2 separate regions of the Mus musculus genome follow, and region 2 is linked to region 1. The links are chromatin loops, found by intact Hi-C in ENCODE. Cell type or tissue: left cerebral cortex. All regions are shown on one strand. Each heading gives the region's core, and the rest is flanking DNA. Links, peaks and the distances in the headings are about the cores only. Region 1 overlaps Pebp4 (phosphatidylethanolamine binding protein 4). Region 2 overlaps Sorbs3 (sorbin and SH3 domain containing 3).

The links. Hi-C counts contacts between places; a loop is a spot of excess contacts. Peaks named below come from ENCODE experiments on the same cell type or tissue, not always from the same donor. Only the 100,000 strongest peaks of a DNase experiment are listed, where the experiment ranks them.
Region 2: a loop joins it to region 1, with 5 times the contacts of the local background. A loop is called at or near these places in 10 of 42 quality-filtered maps.

What each region holds. Positions count from the first base shown.
Region 1 is chr14:69,860,236-69,863,035 of GRCm38, forward strand. All of the region lies in intron 3 of Pebp4 (phosphatidylethanolamine binding protein 4), which reads left to right. Among named protein-coding and RNA genes, the nearest start is that of Pebp4, 21 kb to the left of the region's middle. In left cerebral cortex, for the core only: CTCF peaks have their summits at 1,348 (motif pointing right), 1,548 and 2,442 (motif pointing right); DNase peaks (open chromatin) are centred at 1,355 and 2,452; H3K4me3 peaks cover 463 bases; H3K27ac peaks cover 249 bases.
Region 2 is chr14:70,179,704-70,182,503 of GRCm38, forward strand. Sorbs3 (sorbin and SH3 domain containing 3) reads right to left here. Exons shown (of 21, transcript NM_011366.3): 21 at 765-1,528. The coding sequence ends at 1,467. Among named protein-coding and RNA genes, the nearest start is that of Pdlim2, 4.3 kb to the left of the region's middle. In left cerebral cortex, for the core only: a CTCF peak has its summit at 1,610 (motif pointing left); a DNase peak (open chromatin) is centred at 1,604.

The DNA.
Region 1 (2,800 bases), core at 65-2,564:
CGTCACCATTTTTCAAAGCACTTTCCCTGTTATGACAGTCATTGCTGTGTGTTCTCCGCCATGCTGTAATTTCACATTTCTTATCTCACATCAGTCCCCGTAGACAGGCGGGACAGGTGTGGGGCTCTGTCTATGGCAGGGAATTCGAGGCCTAGAGAGGCAGAGGGAGTCTCCCCAGATCCTTCCAGAGAAGACAAGTGTGGGCTGTGGGCCGGGGGTGTAACTCAGTTGGTAGATTTCTTGCCTAGCGTACACAAAACCCTGGGCCTGATCCCCAGCCCTGAATAAAACCAAGCATGCTGGTGTACTTATAATCCCAGTACTCAGGAGATGGAGGCAGAAGGATGAGTTCCAAGTCATCTTTAGTTACGTGAGTTCAAGGTCAGCCTGAACTATGTCAGAGCCTGTTGGAGGGGCACACCTTGACCTACAGCCTTATACCCGTGGTTTTGCTGCCTCCAGGCCTTATCCAAGTCTCACCACAAGCTGGGAGACATTACTTTCATGTGACATGGAGGTCAAAGCTCTGAGACCCTGGCTTCTAAGCCATTCTCTGTTCCACTTATCTTTCCGTTCCCCGACGGTCATGTGAAAACATCTTCTGGCCCTCCTCCATGGGCCAGGCTCTGTGCTGAGCGCATTAGGAGTAGATTCTAGGAGACCAAGGCACCGGAAGAGGTTTCAGCTAGACTAAGAGGGTCCAGAACTAAGCTCATGTCCAGTGTTGCCACTTCCTGGTGAGGAGAGGGCCACCTGGAGGGTGCTCCACATGGCCCAACTGCCACCTCCTGCTCTAAGAGTGCCTCCCTCGCCCCCACATCCCACACTACTTTCTTGAGCCTGCATGGCCCAGTTCCTTCCCATAGTAATGAAAAGAATACAGGCCTAGGTGCCCAAATAAATGGCTTCCCATGTTCAGGGAAGAAGCCAGAACAGGAAACAATCACTTCCCTTTGCGTACGGGCTAGGACGATTCCAGAAATGTCACGTGTCTTAACCAAGGGACAGGTGGGCGTGGAGCAGGCCAGGTGTGGTGCGGGTGGCCTGCAATACGTACAGGTGGAGAACCCTGCAATTCTTTGCTGCTTTTTTGGGTCTGCAGGGGCAGAGTGACATTTGGGTATCTAGGCCTGTGTTCTTTCTACCGCTATGGGAATGTAGAGGGACTGGGCCATGCGTGCTCAGGGGAATGAAGGCCCCCAGACTCCCAAAAGGACGGTGTGGGTGGGATGTGGCAAAGGAGGAGAAGGTGCTGAAGGTGCTTCGGGGTTCCAGTTCCCTAGCCTGCTTGTGTAAACAGAGGCCTTCTGTTCGCTCCGAGGCTGTAACTGAAAGAGTTACCACCAGGGGGCGCGAGGTGACCGTCATCGTGCCCGAAACAACGCAAAGCCCGGAAGCTTGGCTGGGGCCACCAGGGCAGGAACACACAGGCTTCTCCTAGTTGGTGGAGCGGGATCCATGAATGAAGAAGGCACAGAGAATCCAACGTGTGGCTCTGGTGTGACGCTTGAGGTCCCAAGCCCCGCTGCGTCTATCTTTTCACCAGTCCAGAGTGAAACTGCACCTCTGTTACGACAGTGCAAAGAGCTAGCCGCCGAATGCTTTCCATTTTCAATGTCCCCAGTTCGCCCCTCACTCATGATTAGCCCGGGGGAAACTGCTGATGGGAAGAACATCGAGGGTACCTCCCACTGCCGACCCCAGATCACAAAGATTTTGAAACAGTGCTCGCGGTTTCCTAAGTGCAAACTGGGAGCTGTGAAAGCTGCCTGCCTCAGTTTACCGAGGTTTAGTTAGAATCTGAGCCTAGAGAATAAGAAACCAGGGACTCTCGGAAGATGTAAACCTTGGTGTCATTGCTTGGAGCTCTGCCACCTTGTGCAAACTCCCTGGCCCTCTAAGATTCCCTGTTCTCCCTTAGAGTCCCAAGAGTACCCCCTTTCAAGGCTAGGACCCAGAGGGCAGTCCTCTGTGGAATTCTTTCTCTGCCCCATCTGGACTGTTTTCCCCAGTGGGTGACTCCCTCCTGCTAGACACAGGTAGCTTCCAGGATCCATCCTCTCTCTCTCATTCATTTCTCTGTCCTCTCCTTAGTTGTCCCTCTTTTTCTTGGGTGGCCTTATCCACATACCAGTTGTCTCAACTCATATGACCACTGAGATGTCCTGTGGGCCCTTCATATCAAGCATCCAGTCCCCGCCTTACCCCTTACCAAACCTGTTTTATCCTCAGTTTTAACCCAGGACTGGGGGAGTGGAGGGGTGTCTCTGTCTCTCCCACTGTGCTACCAGAGCCCCATGGAAAGGTCTAGAAGCTGGCTATCTCTCCTTTCCTCAGGGTCCCTACTTTGGCAGCGGCTACCACTCTCTGGACCTAGCCTCTCACCTAGTTACCACCAAGCACCACTGTTTGTCCCCAAGGCTCAGCCTGTTCTCAATTCGGCCATCAGAGGGCGCCCTTAAGTCTGCGGGTCAGATGAGTCCAAGCCTTTGCCCAAAGTTTGTCAGGCTTCCCCTCAGTTTCCTGAGTAAGTGCCCAGTCGCTACCAGTGCCTGCCAGATAGATGCCCTGGCATCTGACCTGTTCCTCACATCCTCTCTACTCTCAGCTCCTCTGCACTTTGCCCACCTAACTTACCTGGTTTCCCAGTATTCCTGGGGTCCTTTGCACCAGAGAGCCACCTCTACCTTCTGACACCCCCACCCTCTCCAACCTTCTTCGAATGGCTCTCTCCCTTTTAGATGGTTGCCTGAAGGTCGCCTCCTCAGGGAGGCCTCGTAGAGTCCACTTATCCCCTTCC
Region 2 (2,800 bases), core at 136-2,635, 320 kb after region 1:
AGCTGATGCCAACCTCCATTGAGGATTCAGCCTCTGAAGTTCAGAGCTTCTCTCCTGTCACCAGTTGTACTGTCTGGGTTAGGTGACACGTGCGTAGCACCTTACTGCCTGCTCAACTGTCAGCCCCAGCCAAGAATGGTGCTTTCTATCAGCCGCTGAGGTGGCTCCCGTAGAAGCTGAAGGAGGAGTTTGACCTCCAATTCCAGGCCAGCCTGGGTCACAGAGTACGACTCTGACTCACCAAGAGACAGAATGGAGTTTTCCTTTTCTGGAGGAAAGGCCAGGCCCAGGATGTGCTAATGTCCCCAGAGGCCACCAAGCCCTGGGTGAGCAGAGTTACTTCGACCACCTCTGCCCCACCCACTCCCAGCTTTCCCAAACTGAATGCACAAAGACTTGATCCCAGAGAAGAAAACCACAAAGGTGTGGTGTATCAACGGAGCACAGAGAAGGAAAACTTTAGTGGGGAATAGTTAGAAATGTCACCAAGTTCCGGCAACCTCGTGGTAACAGCTCCAGAATCAAGAACATATCTCAGCCCCCAACCCTGGACTCTCCCATCAGGCCCTGCCCTGTCCCTGCTGGCATTAGTGCTTAGTACCTCTAGTGCTTGGAGCTGCTCCATTCTGCCTGTCACCCCTGCTCACCTAGCTCGGACTACAACCCATGACAGAAAGAAATCCCACATTCCTAAATGGACAGAATCCCCCTTCCCAGCCTCTCCCCCTATGCCCACCCAAAGGATAATGAAGCAGACAGGCAGGTCCCTGGCACCCACGTTTATTTTATAGTCTCTTCCAGAGAGGATCTGGACACTGGGGAGAGCTGGGAATTAGGGCAGCAAGCTTGTCTCCCTGTAAATGAATCTTCTGATAAGCCAGGGAAGTTGTGTGCCTCAGTCAGTCGGCAGGGTACATGGGGAGGCCCTACCCAGGGGTTCAGGAGGCTCTGAGAAGGAAAGGCCTTGAGGCAAGGCCTGTCATTGGGCCTTCAAGGCCGAGGAGGTGTTCCCACCTTGCTTCCTGGCCCAGCTGGAGGCCAGAAGGCAAAGTGGTAGCAGGCAAGCTGATGAGAAACGGGAGGAGGCCTTTGGTCTCCACCAGGGTAGAAGGCTGGTCCTTATTAGAGGAACCCCATGGGGGTGAAGCGAGAGCCAGTCCCCATTAGGGGACATGCTGGGGGGTTGGAGGCTTAGGGGTCTGGTCTCAATAAGGCCTGGAGACAGTCTCCACATGAAAGCAGATGTCTGTATTTGAGGGGCGGTGAAGGGGGCTGTCAAAGGAATGCCTGTGACTTGCGGGGTGGGAATCGGACTTCAAGGAGGCTTGGAGGGAAAGTTGCTGGGGTCTCTGCAGAAGCTGGGAGCACAGGTCCTGGGGAGGAGGCTATGGAAGGCCTCTCTCCCTCCCATAGTGCTACTGCTCCCCTCCCGATCCTCGTTGGCTCCAAACTGCCATGGAGACCACTCACACTGGGGCTACATAATTTCCAGGGAATGTCCCAAATTTCTGAGTTCGCCGGGAGACACCTGAAAAAGAAGGCGTTACGCGGGTTAGGGCGCGCCCTCCGCTGACAGTACCTGGAACTGCTAGCTCGCAGAGAAAGGGCTTGATTGCCTCGCCTCATTCATGCCCCCTAGCGGTACAAACAACGCTGCACTTCTAAACCAACCAACCAAGACAACTTTGCACAGCACTAACTCCGTGCTTCTTTGAAAAACAAACAAAAACAAACAAACAAACAAACAGGACTTGAGATGATGGATCACAGATCTTCTATAGGGAGGAATCCACTGATATAATAGAACACCTTCATTTCAAAGATGACCATTGGGCTGCCTAGGGGTAGAGCTGGCTTCTGACTTGCTGGAGAAACTTGTCCTGGGGTGCGGAAGGGAATGTCCTTGAAATGAACTAGTATGAAAAGGGGGCTAGGATTTTTATTTTCCATCTTTTTAAAACTAATCTACACTTAACTGGCCACATGTGGCTACTGGATACAATATCAGAGGCACAGGTCCAAGCCATTCCCCATAACATTACGGCTTCTGCTATAGAAAGGGTGTGTTTTCTTCTTGTCAATAGAAGTCTACAAAACTTCATATGTAGTTTAAAAGAAATGTCAAAGCAAAGGAGGGTGAGTGTTGAGGTTTGGTCTATTGCTGTGTTGTTGTTGTGTTGTTTTGTTTTTCGAGACAGGGTTTCTGTGTAGCCCTGGCTGTCCTGGAACTCACTCTATAGACCAGGCTGGCCTCAAACTCAGAGATCCTCCTGCCTCTGCCTCCCAAGTACTGAGATTAAAGGCGTGTGCCACCACTACCTAGCATATTGTTGTGTTGTAATGCTAAATATTGTCCTTCAAGGTCTGGTTGCCCCCAGGGATGAGAAAATCATCCTGCACACCAAGGGATGCTATGTAGCCTTGCTCCTTAGGTTAAAACCATTGGTAGAATAAAGATGCTAACAGCCTATATAGCTGGGCAGAAGAGATGTAGGTGGGGCTTTGGTTCCCCAGCTGGGGGTCAGAGGTAGGAACACAAGAGAGAAGAGAGAGGAGGAGAGGAAGATGCCATGAGGTAAGGGATTGTGAGAACTGGCCATGAGAGCTGACCAGTTGGAGTAAGAGCTGCCCAGATAAATCAGGGCAAGCTATTATAACTTGGGGTTATTGATAGGGAAGTAGATACTAATAGCTTAGAGAGTAAATATAGGCCCAGATCTAATGCTGTCTTATTATACATTTAAAAGTTGTGTGTCTTTTACCTGGGAACTGAATGATCAAAGGTGGGGGTAGAAACCCC